Regions from separate parts of the Homo sapiens genome. Here region 2 is linked to region 1. The links are chromatin contacts, found by Hi-C or POLR2A ChIA-PET in ENCODE. All regions are on one chromosome and are shown on one strand. Each heading gives the region's core, a stretch centred on a gene start or an enhancer-like site at or near the end of the contact. The rest is flanking DNA. Distances are from core to core; before and after follow the strand shown. Region 1 holds the start of HNRNPC (heterogeneous nuclear ribonucleoprotein C). Region 2 has its middle 4.9 kb from the start of TRY-GTA5-4.

Region 1 (4,169 bases), core at 724-3,223:
CTGCTTGTCCTGGAAAAATAAAAATTTCCCCTGATAAATAAAAGTTAATGGTTAATATTTTATTAATTTATTAATAGGTAGTAAACAAGGAAAATATATTGAAGAGTAAGAATTAAACTCTGCCATCAAAAAATCTTACCATCCAGGAAGGGAGAGGAGTGTAAAACTACCCACAGTGCTACGAGATAATTTTAAATAAATTGCAATGTGGCAATTGAGTCGAGGCTTTAAGCACTCGTAGGATATTCTCCCTCTGATTACTTGCTCAAAGTAGATGATTTGGAAAATATAGAAAAGTACAATAAGATTTTAAGGCTGGGCGCGGTGGGTCACGCCTGTAATCCCAGCACTTAGGAAGGCTGAGGCGGGCGGATCACGAGGTCAAGAGATGGAGACCATCCTGGCCAACATGGTGAAACCCCGTCTCTACTAAAAATACAAAAATTAGCTGGGCGTGGTGGCACGCACCTGTAGTTCCAGCTACTCGGGAGGCTGAGGCAGGAGAATCGCTTGAACCTAGGAGGCGGAGGTTGCAGTGAGCCAAGATGGCGCCACTACACTCCAGGCTGGTGACAAAGCGAGACTCCGTTTGAAAAAAAAAAAGTTAAAAAAAAAAATCACATGTAATTTTCCCACCAGGAGAGAACCACTACTAACACTTTAGTGTATACTTTCTCCCATATTTTTCGTCTTTGCTTTTTAAAATAGTTTAAAGTGGTCTGGCGTGGTGGCTCACGCCTATAATCTTATCACTTTGGGAGGCAGAGGCGGGCGGATCACCTGAACAGTCTGGCCAACATGGCGAAACCCCATCTGTACTAAAAATACAAAAATTAGCTGGACATGGTGGCGCGCACCTGTAGTTCCAGCTACTCAGGAGGCTGAGGCAGGAAAATCGCTTGAACCCGGGAGGCGGAGGTTGCAGTGAGCCAAGATCGCGCCACTGCACTCCAGCCTGGGCGACAGTGACTCTGCCTCAAAAAAAAAAAAAAAAAAAAAAAAAAAAGAAAAGAAAAAAGAAACCGCTGGCTTAGTAGAGCTGATGCTACCCCACTGCGTGCGCAGTTCCTATAATGTAACCAGAGAGACTGGCAGGTGACGGGGGTAGGTAGGAGACAAGCCATTTCAAGAGGAGGGAAATTAAGGGACCAGATTTGGAAGGATGGGCCAATTTTGCTGGCACTTAAGATATTAGATGCCCTGGGGCCAGAGGCCAGGATTCTGCACTTCCTTTTTATATTGGAGAGGAATAAGGAAGTCAGTTGGTTTCGATGGAACATGTGTTGTCTGAAGAAGGGTTTAATAGGCCAAGAAGCAGATGTCTACGAGGTAGCTGACATTCGAATCTGGAACTGAGAAAGGGTCTGGGGTTGGAAAAACTGCAGGACTGGTTAGTTTTCTACACACTTTAACAAGGCCTAGTCACTGCTGCTCCCTCCTCATTTTAAGAAAAGTCCTTTCTTTATTCACATTGCACAACGGAGGCTTCATTTCGCGCTTTTTTTTCCCTAGGCCCGGGGCTGGGGCAGGTCTTTTGCGCCCGTCACCTAACTACGCCCCTCAACCCTTTCCCCGCCCCCGCGCAGCCGGAAATCCGAGGTCTGGGCGGATCTTCTACTAGGCACTCTAAGGGGCAGCGATAGGACGCCGCGGCCGCCAATCAGGCCTCCCAGATACCCGGATGTGAGACGGTGCGCGATACAAAGGCGAGTTTCCACCCAGAGGGTCGTCCCGTGCAATAGCCAATAAGCATTCTCCAGGCAATAAATGACAGGAAAACTAACCAGTTATAAACTAGTTTCTCTCACGCATGTGGAAATTCGCCTGCTTAGTCTAACCCACTGCTAATTGTGATTGGATATCATTGTGAGGAGCGGTTGAACTGTCTAATTAGGAGCGGGAGCGAAAAAACGCACAGCCAATAGGAAGATTCTCAGGAATGGGGCGGGGACTAGGCCTTCGCCTCGGCGGCAGAGGAGACTCGGGGGCCATTTTGTGAAGAGACGAAGACTGAGCGGTTGTGGCCGCGTTGCCGACCTCCAGCAGCAGTCGGCTTCTCTACGCAGAACCCGGGAGTAGGAGACTCAGAATCGAATCTCTTCTCCCTCCCCTTCTTGGTAAGTGGAGAGGGCGGACGCAGGGAAGGCGCTGGGTTTTTCGGGAAGCGAGAGGGGGTGTGGGAGAGAAGATGTGGGAATCCTTCCCCCTAACTAACCGGGCCCTCATTTATTCTGCTTGTTTTGGGGGATTAGGTTGAAGCCGGGGGCAGTTTTATAGGCCTCAGCCTCTGTATAGGTTTAACCTGGTGTCCTCTAGGCCACGATCGCCAGGGAAAATGTCCTTTTTTCGCTCTTCCTGTGTTAACGGCTGCTTTCCTTTCATTTTCTACGACCGCGAGGACTACGGGATCATGAAAATGAAGATCGTGATGCTCATTAATATAGTCGAAGTTAACGTAGCGCCGATGCCTTCTATTACCTCCGTTCTTCTTACATGTAAAAAGTGGGGGAGGGGAAGGGGGAAGGTTACCAAGTAGATGTATCGCGAGCCTTTAAATCCTGGATCGTGCCGCGTGGCCTACGAGAAAGGTTTAACAAAAGATTCAGCATTTTACTGATAACTTTTTATTTTATTTCTCTCTATGAGCAAATGATGGAGCTCGAAGTAGTTATTTTCACTTACATTTGTAAAAGGAAATATTGTGATATAACTATATTAATATTTACAGCTGACTTTTCATCTGCAGGTTACAAAACACTTGAAATATATAAGTTAGTGGAACTTTGCTTGAGGTAGGTATTAACTCTCTTTCTCAGACGGAAACTGAGGCAGAAAAGTGTTGGTTGCTAGGGTCATATTAAGTCAGTAGCAGCACTAGTAAGGAATTTGACCACGAGGTCAGTCGAGTGGTTTTTACCTAGTTAATGGAATACCTAGTTAATATAGTTCTAAAACTACTGTATTGCAATCTTTGCCAAGAACCTGATGACGGAAACCACGAGGTAACTGGAAATTCCCAAATTGCGCTTAAGAAAAATACTACGAGACTTGAGAATTTTTTAACGTAACTTCCTAAGTGTAAGATGACAAAATTTGACTTTCGGGATATTCTGGCGTTAATTTTCCCGTCCGCCTAAATGTGGGCAAAAATTCACAGCTACGTTATATTAAGCAAATATTAACAGTGCCTATTATTTGCTGGGTGCTGAAATTTGATAAAAAACTTAAAAGTTAAAAAAAATTGTTTAGATCTTTAGTGTCACATTGACTTATCTGGGACATCGCTTTTTTTAATCCTCACATGAGATTTGGCTAAGTTTATTTTTCACAATCTGTTAATCTCACAAAAACTAAAGCTGTTAAGCACAGTTTAAACCCATTCTGCAGGGTAAGAAATTCATCTGTAAGGCAATCTATTTGATAGGAAGTAAAATAAGGGTCAAAAACATCGCGACCCCTTTCTTAAGGCTTAAACATGTATATTATTACAGGAACTTAAAACTAAAGTTTATCATTGTGCTGAACTGTTAGAAATGAGGTTAGGGTAAAAATGGGAAATCATGAAGTAAAAATGTTGGCAAGGAGAAATGTCAGAAATTAGTATTTAAGAACTGTTAATAGTAGTTGAAATTGATTGACGGGCACTTTTCTTTGAGGTTTTCGAAAATGGGTTCCTTCCGGTCAGTATGTATATCAGCGCACCAAAAATTCTTTGAGTTAATATCCGAAACTGTTTGCCACGGTATTTATATCACAATTCTAGGTGTGTTCTCAACTAGATAGGCGTTTAGTAACATTTTCATATTGGCTAGGGGGAAAAGTTGAAGAAGGATGGCCAGGTTGCAGGTTTTCTGACCTTTTTTTTCCCCCTCATGCTAGTGCCACTCTCGGGAATACTTGGTGGTTGATGTTCCTTCTGTAGAGAATTTAAACAGCTTACGTTTGTAATTAAATCTCTAGAGGATTTGACATGGCATTCGACCTTGTTTTGGATGGAATGGCTGTGCGAAACAAGCAAAGAATAAACTCCAAAATAGCTAGTTGCTCTAATTTTAAAGACTAAGGGGCAAATTATTAAATCTTAATAAAGTGTTGAATGTGAGAGGTGTTGGCTGGGGAGTAAGTTTGCCTAGGAGTTAGGAGAAATAGATTTTAATCCTCCTTAGGCA
Region 2 (3,815 bases), core at 721-3,220, 600 kb after region 1:
TGATCCTCCCGCCTCAGCCTCCCAAAGTGCTGGGATTACAGGCGTGAGCCACTGCGCCTGGCGCCCTGATAATGTTTTAAAATTTTTCATAAAGGCGGGTTCTCACTTTGTTGCCCACGTTGGTCTTGCACTCCTGGGCTAAAGTGATCCTCTCATCTTGGCTTTCCAAAGCGCTTAGATTATAGACATGAGCCACCAATGCCCGCTACACATTCGCTTCTCATATAAACTCAGCGAATTAGAAATAGAAGGGCCTTTTCTCAATCTGATAAAGGGCACGTATGAAAAACTTTCAGCTAACAATACACTTAATGATGAAAGACTGAATGATTTCCCTGTGAGATTAGGACAAGCAAGGACATCTGCTTTCATCACTATCATCAGCAATGTGTGGAGATTCTTGAACAGTAATGCAAAAAAATAAAAATGGAAGCCATCCATGTTTAAAGGAAGAAGTAAAACTGTTTTATTCCGGGCTGGGCACAGTAGCTCACGCCTGTAATCCCAGCACTTTGGGAGGCCGAGGCAGGCAGATCACTTGAGGTCAGGAGTTCGAGATCAGCCTGACCAACATGGAGAAACCCCAAGTCTCTACTAAAAATACAAAATTAGCCAGGCATGGCAGCACATGCCTGTAATCCCAGCTACTCGGGAGGCTGAGGCAGGCGAATTGCTTGAACCTGGGAGGTGGAGGTTGCAGTAAGCCAAGATTGTGCCATTGCACTCCATCCTGGGCAACAAGAGCGCAGGGTTCTCTTCCAAGGCAGGTTCCAACCAACCCAACACATATTGGACCTCTGGCATTCCAGGGACTTGGTGTCCTCCATTTGCAGAAAGTCCAGTGACCCAGCTCTAACTTTGTGTGCTCTTTGAGAGATCAGCTGATAGAGTGGAGGACTGTACACATCTGTGGACATCCTTAGGTTGCTGGTTCAATTCCTGCTTGAGGGAAGTGTCTGAGTCTTTTGTACACACACCAGTGCTCCCTGGCTGCACCTCTGCCTGGTCAAACGCCCTGCTGTCGCCACACTCTCCCAGGCAAAACCCAGCAAAGCCTTATCCAGATTACCTAGCTTGCCATGCCTGTGCTGTTGCCAGTACACTTCAGTGCAAAGTGCCCCTTACTTCTGCTTTGTGACCCAGCCAATCCCCCATCCGAACCCTTACCATCTCAGGGCTGCTTCATTTTTATTCACAGGGTGCTTTTGGACCTAAGCACTGCTGGGGAATCTGGCAACACAGCTGGATTCATCTGTGACCAAGCTCTCCTGACCAGGTTGGCAAACCCTGGAAAGCCAAGCTCCCAGGAGACCATCAAGCATTCAGGACAACAGTGTAGGGTCGAGGACAACCATGATACCATCCGTGAACTCACCCTCTCCCCCTCATTTCCTTCCTGAGCTATTACTACCTCACCTCTGTCTGTATCTCATTCTCTCTCTCTCTTTCACAATTTCTCTCTCTGTCTGTGTATATTTCTCTCTGTCTGTCTCTGCCCCTTCTCCCTAGCACTCTGTGTCTCTCTCATTCTCCTTTGCCGGAAATGTATAGACTCATACAGACAGAAAATGCTCATCCTTGCTATGTTGTGTCTACTTGGGGAGACAGCAGCCACCCTGAGAATTTTCTAAGGCAAAGAACCTCCATTGGCAAGGTCAGGTTGCCCCATGGGATGAGGACATGGTGTGTCTACCCACTCACCCCTGTCCTAAATCCCTCAAGCCTCACCTTTCCTGAGTCTTCACATCTTTTTATTTTGCTACAGCTGGGCTTGGCTCCTGCTGGAAGAGTAAGAATACCTAACACTCACCGCTTAGTTCAAAGATGTCAAAAACACCTGCCACTTAGGAGGCTGTGAGAGCAGGAAGGAAGTACAAAATGGCAGGCCTGAAAAGAGCTTCAGTGACTTGGGAGAGTTGGGGATTGTTGGTCTATGACAGGAAACAGAAGTGAAACTTGAGTGACATCTGTCATCATACAGCGGCACACAAATTCACCTCCTTAGAAAGGCCACTGCCTGGTGGGTCTGAGCAGTTTGGACCTTTTGCACTAGGATCTAGCAGCACAGTTGGGCTCTCCTACCTCTGAGAAAAATATGTTGAAGCCCAGTCAGAGAGGATGGAGCAGAAAATGGACTGGGCTTTCACCAACCAGTGGAGCTTCATATCTGTGGAGATGCAGTGGGTTTTGTGGGTATGGGGCAGAGAAGAAAGCCAATGAGTGTCCCTTGGTCTCATCCCAAGATCTCAGAAAAATGTGCATCAGACACTTGGTGTACAGATGCAACCTATCACAGAGAGCACTCTAAGCCCAGTGGTCCATGGGAGCATGGCCCTCTGAAGCCCTTTGAGGACTGGGTCCCTGCCCTCCCCTACCCTCTGTGGCCACAAGAACTGCTTCATTGTGGGTCTCAATCTGGAGACTGTATGTGTCTTCTTCTCCTGGAAAGCAGCAGACGGTCTCCCCCAACACTGCCTATTCCCCTCACGTTCCCCCGGCTGTGTCAATCTTTCCCACTTCTCACTGCTAGTGGAAAGGAGCCAAGCTGTGGATTCACCAGTGCTCTGAGACGATTGTATGGCTGTGGAGCTGCAGAGAGACCCCAGTCTCCAGTGACACCAAAAACAGAGACCAGTGAACAGGGACCAAAGGTAGCACCTTAGGTCTTCATTAGATATGTTCCTGATGGGACATGGAGGTACAGGTCCTCTGAAACCTCAGTTTGGTGTTTTGAGGGCAAAAGCAGAAGGGGGCCAGGTAGTGGGCTTTGGTGACCAGCACAAGCGAGGGTGAACCCCAGATGCCCACTTTTCCAGTCTGGGACATGACAGAGTAGCAAGGGGTGTTCATGCATCTGACTCTCACCTTTGGCCATTCAGACCCACTTAGCATAAGACAGGGAGTGGACTTAAACTCAATGGATGCTAGGTCCCTTGGGGTGGCTTGCTGTACCCCCACTAGGTGTTCAGCAGGGGGGTGGGTGTCTCCGTGGTCTTGGGGTGGTGGGCATACAGCAGATGGGATCTGAAACCTTTGCCAAAGATGTGGTGTCAGGAGAAACTCACACCTCTGTACTCTGCCACCATTTTTTTGTTTGTTTATTTTGTTTTTTTTTTTTTTTTTCCAAGAAACCCACAGAACCTTGCTGATATGGCTTGGCTGTGTCCCCACCCAAATCTCAACTTGAATTGTATCTCCCAAAATTCCAACGTGTTGTGGGAGGGACCCAGGCGGAGGTAATTGAATCATGGGGGCCAGTCTTTCCTGTGCTATTCTTGTGAATAAGTCTCACGAGATCTGATGGGTTTATCAGGGGTTTCTGCTCTGCTTCTCTTTCATTTTCTCCTGCCACTGTCATGTAAGAAGTGCCTTTTGCCTCCCACCATGATTCTGAGGCCTCCCCAGCCATGTGAAATTGTAAGTCCAATTAAACCTCTTTTTCATCCCACTCTGGGGTATGTCTTTATCAGCAGCGTGAAAATGGACTAATACAGTAAATTGGTACCAGTAGAGTGCGGCATTGCTGAAAAGATACCCAAAAATGCGGAAGTGACTTTGGAACTGGGTAACAGGCATAGATTGGAACAGTTTGGAGGGTTCAGAAGAAGACACGGAAATGTGGGAAAGTTTGGAACTTCTTAGAGACTTGTTGAATGACTTTACCCAAAATGCTGATAGTGATATGGATAATAAAATGCAGGCTGAGGTGGTCTCAGATGGAGATAAGGAACTTGTTGGGAACTGGAGCAAAGATTATTCTTGTTATGTTTTAGCAAAGAAATTAACAGCATTTTGCCTCTGCCCTAAAGATTTGT

The links. A loop is a pair of places that touch in the nucleus more often than their neighbours do. ChIA-PET counts read pairs that join two places held with the same protein, here RNA polymerase II (POLR2A). Pooled maps may share reads with other maps.
Region 2: a loop to region 1 is called in a map with no recorded cell type, with 6 times the contacts of the local background. The contact joins the enhancer-like site here to the promoter of HNRNPC in region 1. A Hi-C loop is called at or near these places in 3 of 37 single-sample maps with no recorded cell type and 4 of 50 pooled maps. POLR2A ChIA-PET finds 5 or more read pairs at or near these places in 2 of 52 experiments (T-cell and activated CD4-positive, alpha-beta T cell).

What each region holds. Positions count from the first base shown.
Region 1 is chr14:21,267,246-21,271,414 of GRCh38, reverse strand. HNRNPC (heterogeneous nuclear ribonucleoprotein C) reads left to right here and starts at 1,973. Exons shown (of 9, transcript NM_004500.4): 1 at 1,973-2,117. RefSeq lists enhancers at 1,244-1,869, 1,973-2,232, 1,870-2,494, 3,994-4,169 and a silencer at 1,803-1,882.
Region 2 is chr14:20,666,311-20,670,125 of GRCh38, reverse strand. No RefSeq gene overlaps it. Among named protein-coding and RNA genes, the nearest start is that of TRY-GTA5-4, 4.9 kb to the right of the region's middle. RefSeq lists enhancers at 978-1,167, 1,818-2,157, 3,296-3,405. Within about 2 kb of position 1,970, at least 3 of the 41 ENCODE cell types and tissues checked have a DNase peak (open chromatin) inside an H3K27ac peak, as active enhancers do.